Linked DNA regions of Homo sapiens: region 1 is linked to region 2. Evidence: read pairs that join two places in POLR2A ChIA-PET (ENCODE). Cell type or tissue: OCI-LY7. All regions are shown on one strand. Each heading gives the region's core, and the rest is flanking DNA. Links, peaks and the distances in the headings are about the cores only.

Evidence for each region. ChIA-PET counts read pairs that join two places held together with the same protein. Peaks named below come from ENCODE experiments on the same cell type or tissue, not always from the same donor. Only the 100,000 strongest peaks of a DNase experiment are listed, where the experiment ranks them.
Region 1: POLR2A ChIA-PET joins it to region 2 with 8 read pairs; 1 of 35 experiments calls an interaction of 5 or more read pairs at or near these places.

What each region holds. Positions count from the first base shown.
Region 1 is chr17:21,017,575-21,023,353 of GRCh38, forward strand. USP22 (ubiquitin specific peptidase 22) reads right to left here. Exons shown (of 13, transcript NM_015276.2): 3 at 3,539-3,652; 4 at 1,510-1,611; 5 at 368-537. Among named protein-coding and RNA genes, the nearest start is that of USP22, 23 kb to the right of the region's middle. In OCI-LY7, for the core only: a CTCF peak has its summit at 2,798 (motif pointing right); a DNase peak (open chromatin) is centred at 2,827; H3K27ac peaks cover 504 bases.
Region 2 is chr17:20,774,459-20,780,237 of GRCh38, forward strand. It overlaps the pseudogene OLA1P2. Among named protein-coding and RNA genes, the nearest start is that of CCDC144NL-AS1, 91 kb to the right of the region's middle. In OCI-LY7, for the core only: no CTCF peak of the experiment used is centred there; no DNase peak of the experiment used is centred there.

The sequences.
Region 1 (5,779 bases), core at 1,724-4,223, 240 kb after region 2:
ACCAGGAGGACACAGGAGGGTGACACATGCGTGCCTTTCTGAGCCAGGAAGGTAGACCATGGAGGAAGAGGAAGGGGGAGAATCACCCGTCTTTAGAGACAAATGTCACCCACCAGGGAAGTCTCTGCCACAAGCCTCTCAAAGGGCTTCTCCTTGTTCTGAGTCAGCAGTGCGTCCCCAAAAATCACGCCAGGTCTTCCCTTTTTGGAAAACTGTGTTTTCCATAATAGACATGTATATTAAACATTAACTTACTACAAAAGGTTCTAAATGTATCTTCCTTTATCATGGTCCACCTTAAATTTTTTTTTTGAAGGTGAAAACAAAGTAACAGAAATGTTCCCCTGCAGAAGTCAATGGCGCTCACCTCCTGAAACAGTGAGGACATCTCACAGACCAGACAGGAGCTGGGGCTCTGCATCTCACAGCGGTGCCTGTCAGACAGGAAGAAGTCCCGCAGAAGTGGCGTGTGGGTCAGGGCCTGCACGATGCAGTTCATGAAGCATGTGTTCCCAAGGTTGATCAGCCCACGCAGACCTGGACACAAATCACCAGAGAGCAGGAGTTACCTGTGTGCTGAACCACAGGTGTCGCTGGATCCCAGCGGCTTCCTCTACCTCTACATACTCATTTTCTTTTATTCATTCATTCAAGCCAGAACACGATGAGATATCGCATTCTGCTAGTTTTTATGCCACTTTTACATGAACGGTATTGAAGAATGTCCACCACCATGGACCCCTCCCACTTCAGCCATTGTATGCTTTGACAGAATTACACAAATATAGTTTCTACGACAACAGGCCAGGTCAGAGTGAAGCCTAATGAACAAACAAAACAGGTTTTTAAAAATGTTCTAGGGCCAGGGCAGGGGCTCATACTTGTAACCCAGCACTCTGGGAAGCCAAGGCATGAGGATCACTGGAGCCCAGGAGTTCGAGACCAGCCTGGGCAACATGGTGAGATGTCTCTACGCAAAACACAAAAATTATCCAAACATGGTGGTGTGCACCTGCAATCCCAGCTACTTGGGAGGCTGAGGTGGAAGGATCGCTTGGGCCCAGGAGACAGAGGGTGCAGTGAACTGTGCTCCAGCCTGGGCAACAGAGCAAGACTCTGTCTCAAAAAAGAAAAAGAAAAAGTTTTAAAGGGTATTCCCTCAATTTGTAGAAAATTCAGCGAACACTTACACTCACACACATCATTTCTCTCCCTGAAGATTACTGTGCCCAGCCTCACCCTGGCCAAAATCAACTTGAGTCCCTTTACCCACACAGACGCTGAAGGCTGTGAGGGCAGGGCTGTTGCTACGCATCACTCTGCGCCCCAAGCCCACTGCAGGTCCCTGCAGAGAACAGGTGCTCAAGAGCTGGTTGCTGAGCACATTGATGAGTGACAGTTATGCAGGGCTTCAACAGAATCATGTGGACTTAAGAAACCCACAATTCTGTATTTACTTTTAAACCCTGGAAAGAAGCCTAGCTGAGAGTGACGACACGCTCCACCCACCTATGGTGCAGTTCGAGGTGATCTTTCTCCTTTTCGGGTTGTGCTTCAGCAGTTCAAGCTCCCGTTTGGTTGGTTCCCAAGTTGAAAACTTCTCTCCAACGCCTAAGCAGATGAAGGACAGTTCCAAGCGCTATTAGCTAGATTTTCACATCAAGTGTGTTTACACATAAAAGCTGTGGCGCTATGCTGTCTGTCAGGGTGCATTTCAGTGAGCAACATCCACAGCACCAGGGCTTTCTCAAACTCTACTGTGCTGAGAGGGGCTACACACAACACTTAAAGGAGCTTCTCACAGAGGGTATGAGGATGTGAGCTACGTTTCCTGCAAGAAAAGCAGCACCTCCAGTCAAAACTACCCCAACGCCAATGCCAAAACAGTTGTTTTTCAAATGTCTTCCATCCTTCAGCACAGAGATGGCAGCATCAGCACCAATGGGAACTTACATGAAGGATTCTCCCGCAAACAAGTGAAATTGAAGGAGAGAGCTTGCACTTTTCAGCAAACTGAAATAGCATAAACTCAGCGTCGAGTTACCAAACTAAGATAGATCCAACAGTTAAAAACGTGTGTGCCACAAAATATTCAGAGAGTGGTGGTAAATGCTAATTGGCATAGTATTCCATTCAACGCACACCCTATGCGCTCAGAAGTACTTGTTCCATGCCAACCAACATTTCTGAATACTTCAAAATACTTTAAAAGACACAGCATGTTGGATAGACAGAATTATAAAATGATTCTAGAAGAATTCCATTTTAATCCTGGACATACATTTCTTAGGCCCGTGCTTTAAGTGCTCTGCACAGAATAATACACCCACACTTAGTCACAATGTTATTAAATTTCTGAGAGGGAAAAGAACAGCGAACACAAGTCAGAGATTGCTCTCCAGAGAAGACTTGTTAAACACAAATAATTCTGCTCACTGAAAGAGCCCCTGTTGCTATTCTTCCCTTCTCAAAACACTGGGGTGTTTTCAATGGAGAGTAATCAAGGCAAGAATGTAAAACAGGTGTCAGGTTCATATGTTTCCTTTGCAAACAGTGATGGCTTTGCTACCAGGGAGATCAGATGCTCACCTGTCAACTGGGGTAAACCACACCTGTCACTATGTCACTATCACTGTCAACCACTATGAGCATCTGTCAGAATCAAAAACCAAAAAAAAAAAAAAAAAAAAAAAAAGGAAAAAAAACTCAGGGAAGCCAAGAAGAAATAAAAAATAAAGAAAATGACTGCATGTTTGCTCCTCTCACTCTGTGTAGCCAATAACCAGTGTGTGTGGCCACACGGTGGCGACGGCAAGTGCAAAACCCACACTGGTGCGAGAGCCGTGAGGGCAGCTCACAAGATGGCAAGGATCTGACTGTGCAGTGGGGCTGCTGGGAGACTCTCCTAGTTTCCTTCTGGTGGGTCTAGTTTCCATCTGGTGGGTCTAGTTTCCATCTGGTGGGTGCACGCTGTTGACATGGATTTAACATCACCCAAACAGTCCAGAGTTTTAAAAGAGATTCTACCACAACTTGATCCGAAAATAGTCTGCTCTCCTGGGAGGAAGGAGGTATGTTTACATATAACATTACTGCAAAGAGATCGCTTGCTAGAATTCGGCAGAGCTGAGGGCAAACCACTCAGGGATGTCCAGATACGGAGTCACCTGTCCCCGAGAGGTGTGACCTCGCCACACTCGTTCAGCCCCACATCTGCAGGTGCGCCCTGGGAGAGCTTAAGTAATGCTGGGGTTGTTCCCTTGGCCCAGCTGCAGGCCCATGGGGGACCTGCAAGGGAAGCACCCTGGAAGTGGTCCCAAGCACACGGGCAGCTATGCATGCCTCGACACTAGCCACCTCCCCTGTCATGCAGAGCTTCAGCTGACTCCACTGTGGGCCTTAGGGGAAGGTGGGGACGGCCTCTTCCCACCAGCCTGCCACTTCCCACCTAGGTACTTCTCTTTCTCCTACTGGGTCTGCCCTTGATGGACATGAGGGAACTGCAGGATCAAGCAGGTAAACTGAGGTGGAACCAAACCTTGCATTTTCCAAGCTTTTCGCTGCTCCTCCTTGGCGATTATTTCCATGTCTTTGTCATAGATGTAGTCCTGGCACAGAAAACAGTAGATGCCTCCGTACATCAGATCAATGGCTGAGGAGAGAAAGGAGGGAGGAGAAACCAAGTTGAATTAAAAACCACAATGGAAGGCTGGAGGGCAGAGTTAAACACAGTGAGGTTCTGTAGATACTGACTGTTCACAGCACCTTCCTATTCACAAGCAGGGAAGCCAGTCCAGCGGAGTCTCCTATCCTGAGCAGGTGAGGGGCATGCACTGTGTTTGGCAGCTCATGCCCAGGGCTGAGGTGTCTTAAAAAACAGAGGCGACCCATACATACTTTTCAAAGCAGCCAATACTCCAGGATCAGGACCTCTGCCACCTTCTCTGAATGCGTGGTATTTAAAACTGGTACAACTGCATTGGATATTTTCAGTCCTGGCCACCTGACACGGAGTGACTATGCTTCCCTCCATCTAGAATTCCTGACACCATCACCATAAAGAATGTGGCAGCAACTTGCTGTGACTTTTGTGGTTGGCGGCATTTGCTACTCTTACCTTAAGTACAGGGGGAAAATAGTTTCTCATCGGATGACTTTGATTGACATCTTGACCCAGAGCTGCCTGAAGGTGGGTCTTCTACCACAATTTCTCAACTGCATCTTCTAAAAAATGGGACTAATAGGCCAGGAGCTGTGACTTATGCCTGTTACCCCAGCACTTTGGGAAGCCGATGTAGGCAGATCATTTGAGGCCAGGAGTTCAAGACCAGCCTGGTCAACATGGTGAAACCCCATCTCTACTAAAGTACAAAAAATTAGCCAGGCATGGTGGCACACGCCTGTAACCCCAGCTATTCGGGGAGCTGAGGCGTGAGAACAGCTGAAACCTGGGAAGGGGAGGTTGCAGTGTGCCAAGATCTTGCCACTGCACTCCAGCCTGGGCAACAGAGTGAGACTCTGTCTCAAAAAATAAAAATAAAAATAAAAAAATTATAGTAATACTAGTATATTCTTTTCACAAATAAGAAGAGATACATATGTATGTATAAATTTCAATTTTCTAAAACAGTCACAAGAAACTGTTCACAGTCGTTTCCTTTGGGGAGAAGTATACATTTTCGTGTCGTTTGAACTTTCTAATCGTGTGCATGTCCAGTTTTTAATTGTCAACATAAACCTTTATTTTATGGAAATAAGATCCACTTTTGCTTTCTTTGTTAAAAGTAATAATTTGTAAAAAGTCAAAAAAATAAAATAAAATAAAATAGGACTAATAGTTTGGGCTCTTAATTATTTTATCATAAAAGTAAGTAAGATAAAGTCCTCTGAGTGCCTGAAAAAAGGTACTCTCTCCATTCAACAATTTATAAACAACTGGGGTTAACCGGGTGTGGTGGTTCACGCCTGTAATCCCAGCACTTTGGGAGGCCGAGGCAGGCAGATCACGAGGTCAGGAGATTGAGACCATCCTGGCTAACATGGTGAAACCCCGTCTCTACTAAAAGTACAAAAAATTAGCCAGGCATGGTGGCAGGCACCTATAGTCCCAGCTACTCAGGAGGCTGAGGCAGGAGAATGGCGTGAACCTGGGAGGCGGAGCTTGCTATGAGCTGAGATCTCACCACTGCACTCCAGCCTGGGCAACAGAGCGAGACTCCGTCTCAAAAAAAAAAAAAAACCAAATGAACCAGGATTACCTACCCAAAGGAAGGTAAATGGCTCTACCATAAAGACACATGCATGCGTGTGTTCATCGCAGCACTATTCACAATAGCAAAGACATGAGATCAACCTAAATGCTCACCAATGGTGGACTGGATAAAGAAAATGTACATATATACCATGGGATACCATGTATACATAAAATGAAATGAGATCATGTCGTTTGCAGGAACATGGATGGAGCTGGAGGTCATTATCCTTAGAAAACTAACATAGGAACAGAAAAACCAAATACCACATGTTCTCACTTATAAGTGGGAGCTAAACCATTAGAACACATGGACACAAGAGGAGAACAACAGACACTGCGGCCTACTTGAGGGTGGAGAGTGGGAGAAGGGAGAGGATCAGGAAAAACAAACAAAAAAAATTGTCAGGTACTACAGTACATACCCAGGTGAGGGAATAAACTGTACACCAAACCACTGAATAATACGTTTATATAACAAACCTGCACATGTACCGTTGAAACTAAAATAAAAGTTAAAATATTTTT
Region 2 (5,779 bases), core at 1,081-3,580:
CCCTCAGTTTGATTTAAATTTAATATCCTCCCACAATGGGAAATGATTTACAATAAAGAGATAAACTGGAAAGAATAAGAAAATGGAAAAAGATGTCATTTCTTTTTACTACCCAACAGATTTACCATATGTTTTAAAATGATGCTTGGCCATCTACAGTAAATGAAACAAAATGCTTTTTAAAATAATGTAACACTTTAAACTATTTTTACGACCAAACTCTCCCTCTCTTGTGAAATATCCATCTTACTAAGCAAAGGTTTATTTAAGCTCCACTTACATCTATGTTGTTTTTAGCTCATTTCCTTTTTAAAAAAGCAATGGGCAAGTTTATTTCCCAGTTTATCTGTTATAATAAAATATAAAAAGCATTTCTGTTTTGGCCTCTAGTATAGCATTATCGAAAGCTACGAAACTCACAGCAAAATATAGGACAGTGTAAAATTAGAAACTGCTGGTGTTTCTTTAGCAGCAGTTGCTGTCCTTGCAGTTGTTTTCCCCTCTTGCCACCAGCACAAATCTGAAAGTCACCTCTGTGTACCAGACAACAAACCCCAAGTGTGTTGTTTAAATAACACACTTTATTATTCACATAGCATAGATTTCACCCTTTTAAAGTACACAGTTCGCTGGGTTTTAGTATAATCACAGAGTTGTGTAATCATTACCATTGTCCATTTAGAACATTTTTTTCTCTCCAAAAAAAAAAACAAAAAACCCCCCAAAAACTCCATACCCTTTAGCATTCATTCCCCATTCCTTCATTCCCCCAGGACCTGGCAATCACTAATCTACATTCTGTCTCTGTGGACTTGCCTATTCCAGACATTTCATATAAGTGGAATCACAATTATGTGACCTTTGTGACTGGCTTCTTTTGCTTCTTCTTCTTCTCCTTTTTTTTTTTTTTTTTCTTTTCTTTTAGCTACAGGGTCTCACTATGTTGCCCAGGCTAGTTTCAAACTCCTGGGCTCGAGGTGCCGTTCAAGGCCCGGCCCTCCAGTTCCGCCGCGGCCACCGCTGCCGAGGTGCGTGGGCCCGGCGGAGTGCCAGGCCTGCATTCTCTCCTCCTTCCTCCCCGCCTCTGGCTGCCAGTAGGACCTTTCTCTCGCAGCCGCTGGGACCCCGTGTCATCGCCAAGGCCGAGCACGATGCCCTGCAAAGAGGGAGGTGATGGAATTAAACCACCCCCAATCATTGGAAGATTTGGAACTTCACTGAAAATTGGTATTGGTGGATTGCTAAATGTTGGAAAATCTACTTTCTTCGATGTATTAACCAGTAGTCAGGCTTCAGCAGAAAACTTCCTATTTGGCACCATTGATCCTAATGAGAGCAGGGTACCTGCGCCAGATGAAAGGTTTGACTTTCTTTGCCAGTACCACAAACCAGCAAGCAAAATTCCTGCCTTTCTAAATATAGTGGATACTGCTGGCCTTGTGAAAGGAGCTCACAATGGGCAGGGCCTGGGGAATGCTTTTTTTCTTTTTAATCTCATATTAATGCCTGTGATGGCATCTTTCATGTAACACGTACTTTTGAAGATGGTGATATGACGCATGTTGAAGGAAGTGTAGATCTTATTGGAGATACAGAAATAATACATGAAGAGCTTCAGCTTAAAGAGGAGGAAATGATTGGGTCCATTACAGATAAACTAGAAAAGGTGGCTGTGAGAGGAGGAGATAAAAAACTAAAACCTCTTTGGGAGGCCGAGGTGGGCAGATCACCAGGTCAGGAGTTCAAGACCAGCCTGGCCAATATGGTGAAACCCCATCTGTACTAAAAATACAAAAATTAGCTGGGCATGGTGGTGCACGCCTGTAATCCCAGCTAATCGGGAGGCTGAGGCAGGAGAATTGCTTGAACCTGGGAGGCGGAGGTGGCAGTGAGCTGAGATTGTGCCACTGCACTCCAGCCTGGGCAAGACTCCGTCTCAAAAAAAAAAAAAAGAAAGAAAGAAAGAAAGAAAGAAAAACAAATGGTTGATAAAAATAAAAATAAATTAAATAGTGGGTGGACAAGTATGACCTAGGTGCCTTTGTCGTTCCTTTTAGTGGGGCCTTGGCAAGAATTGAGTGCTGAGGAGAGACCGGAGTAACTGGAAGCAAACACGACTCAAAGTGCTTTGCCAAAGATCATTAAGGCTGGGTCTGCAGCACTCCAACTAGAATACGTTTTCACTGCAGGCCCAGATGAAGTGTGTGCAGGGACCATCAGGAAAGGGACTAAGAATCCTCAGGCTGCAGGAAAGATTCACACAAATTTTGAAAAGAGATTCATTATGGCTGAAGTAATGAAATACGAAGATTTTAAATGGGAAGGTTCTGAAATGCAGTCAAGGCTGCCGGAAAGTACAGACAACAAGGCAGAAATTATATTGTTGAAGATGGAGATATTATCTTCTTCAAATTTAACACACCTCAACAACCGAAGAAGAAAGATAATGCATGTTTTACAGTACTCCAGATGTCTACACCCAACAAAACATCTGGAAAAACAACAACAACAACAACAACAAACTCCTGGGCTCAAGCAATCCTCCTGCCTCGGCCTCCCAAAGTGCTGGGATTACAGGCATGAGCCGCCATGCCCAGCCAGCTTTTTTCACTTAGCTTAATGCTTTCAAGGTTTATTCATGTTGCAGAACGTATCAGTACTTCATTCCTTTTTATGGTCAAATAATATTCCATTGTACGGATATACCACAGTTTGTTTAATCATTCACCAGATGATGGACATTTAGGTTGTTCTTGTGTTGATTATTATGAACAATGCTGTTATTAACATTTATGTACAAGTTTTTATGTGGATATATGTTTTTATTTTTCATGAGTATATGTACAAAGAATGAAGTTGCTGGGTCATATGATAACCTTTTGAGGAACTGCTAGACTATTTTCCAAAGTGGCTGCACCATTTAGCATTCCCAGTTGCAGTGCATTAGAGTACCGATTTCTCCACGTTCTAACCTTTGTTATCTATCTTTTTGATTATAGCCATTCTAGCTGGAATGATGTGGTATCTCATTTTGATTTTGATTTGCATTTCTCTGATGGCTAATGACATTGAGCATCTTTTCATGTGCCCATTGTCCATTTGCATATCTTCTTTGGAAAAATTTCTTTTCAGATGCATTTTTTTAAAAAAACAATTATGGGTTTTATCTTAATATGGTGTCGTAAGTTTTTTAGAATATATTCTGAATATAAGTCTCATAACAGATATATGATTTGCAAATATTTTCTCTCATTCTGTGGGTACTTGAGCTTTCTTGATGGTATTTTTTGAAGCACTAAAATTTTCAGTTTTCATGAATTCCAGTTTATCTGTTTATCTTTGGTTGCTTATGCTTTTAATGTTGTATCTAAGAAAGCATTCTGTAACCCAAGAAAATTTACTTTGGGGGGTCATGGTGGTTCACACCTGTAATCTCAGCACTTTTGGGAGGTTGAGACTTGAGACCAGGAGTTGAAGATTAGCTTGGGAAAAATAGTGAGACCCTGTCTCAAAAAAAAAAAACAAAACTAAAAAGTAGCCAGACATGGTGGCATATTTCTGTGGTCCCAGCTACTCAGGAGGCTGAAATGGGAGGATTGCTCGAGCCCAGGAGGTGGAGGCTATAGTGAACCATGTTCACACCTCTGCACTCCAGCCTGGGTGACAGAGTGGGACCCTGTCTCCAAAAATACATAAATATATAAAAATTTTTAATTTACTTATATATTTTTTCCATAAGTTGTACAGTTTCAATTCTTACATTTTGAGCTAATTTTTTATGTATGGTGTGACATAGGAGTCCAAATTAATTTTTTTGCAATTCACTTGTCCCAGCGCCATATATTGAAAGGCTCTTTGTCACTGAATTTCCTCGGCATCTTTGTCAAAAATCAGTTGACCATGAATGTAAGGGTTTATTTCTGGGCTTTAATTCTATTGCATTGATCTGTATGAATGTTGAATGTTCTTATACCAGTACCACACTGTCTTGATTGCTGTAGCTTTGTGCTTGATATGGTTAGGCTTGGTGTCCCCACCCAAATCTTATCTTGAAGTGTAATCCCCATAATCACTATAATCCCCATGTGTCAAGGGAGAGACCAGGTGGAGGTAATTGAATCGTGGAGGCAGTTCCCCATGCTGTTCTCATGACAGTGAGTTCTCATAAGATCTGATTGTTTTATAAGGGGCTCTTTCCCCTTTCTCTTGGCGCTGCTTCTTGCTGCCTTGTGAAGAAGGTGCCTTGCTTCCCCTTCACCTTGATTGTAAGTTTCCTGAGGCCTCCCCAGCCATGCTGAACTGTGAGTCAATTAAACCTCTTTTCTTTATAAATTGCCTAGTCTCAGAAAGTTATTTATAGCAGTATGAAACCGGACTAATACAGTGCTGTTTTGAAATCAGGAAGTGCCCATCCTTCAACTTTGTTCTTTCTCAAGGTTGTTTTGGCTATTTTGTGTCCCTTGTATTTCTTTCACTATTTTTCTTCCTTTTGTAGTTTTAACTGACCATTTTATATGACTTCATTTTTTCTCTCCTTTTAATTTTTTCTATTTTTTTCTTAGCATATTCATTGTGCTTCTTTTTTTTTACTTTTTAACAACTTTTTTCAGTGGTTGCTCTAGGTTCCCTTTATTTTTTTTATTTTTTTTGTATTTTTTAGAGACGTGGTCTCACTGTGATACCCAGGCTGGAGTGCAGAGGTGTGAACATGGTTCACTGCAGCCTCTACTTCCTGGGCTCAAGCAATCCTCCCACCTCAGCCTCCCAGATAGGTGGGATTACAGGCACAAGCCACCACACCACTCTAATTTTGTCGTAGTAGTTTTTGGTAGAGAGTCTCACCGTGTTGCCCAGTCTGGTCCCAAATTCCTGGCCTCAAGCAATTCTCCCGCCTCAGTTTCCCAAAGTGTTGGGATTACAGACATGAGCCACCATGCCTGGCCAACTCTTGTATTTTAATCTGAATTTTAGAATCAGCTTGACAACTTCTGCAAGAAAGAAAACTGGGGTTTTGATAGGATTGCCTTGAGGCTGGGCATGGTGGCTTATGCCTGTAATCCTAGCACTTTTGGAGGGCGAGGTGGGCGGATCATCTGAGGTCAGAAGTTCGAGACCACCCTGGGCAACATGGTGAAACTCCGTCATTACTAAAAATGCAAAAATTAGCTGGATGATGTGGCACACACCTGTAATCCCAGCTACTGGGGCGGCTAAGGCACTAGAATCGCTTGAACCCAGGAGGCGGAGGTTGCAGTGGGCCTAGATGGCGCCACTGCACTCCAGCCTGGGAGACAGAGCGAGACTCCATCTCAGGAAAAAAAAAAGATATCACACTGTACCCCATAAGTAAGTGCAATTATTATGTGTCAAAAATAAAAAATTATATAAGAACTAATAAACAAGTACACCAATGTTGTAGGGTACAAGATCAATAAATGAAAACCAATCATATTTCTGGCCGGGCATGGTGGCTGGGCTCAGTGGCACAAGCCCAGGAGTTTGAGACCAGCCTGGCCAGCATGGTGAAACCCTGTCTCTACTAAAACTACAAAAATTAGCCGGGCGTGGTGGCTCATGTTGTAATCTCAGCTACTCAGGAGGCTGAGGCATGAGAATCACTTGACCCTGGGAGGTGGAGGTTGCAGTGAGCCAAGGTCACGCCACTGCACTCCAGCCTGGGCAATGGAGTGAGACTCTGTCTCAAAAAAAAAAAAAAAAAAAAAAAAAAAAGTCCATGTAGTACATGTATCAAAACATCACACCGAGGCTGGCTGCAGTG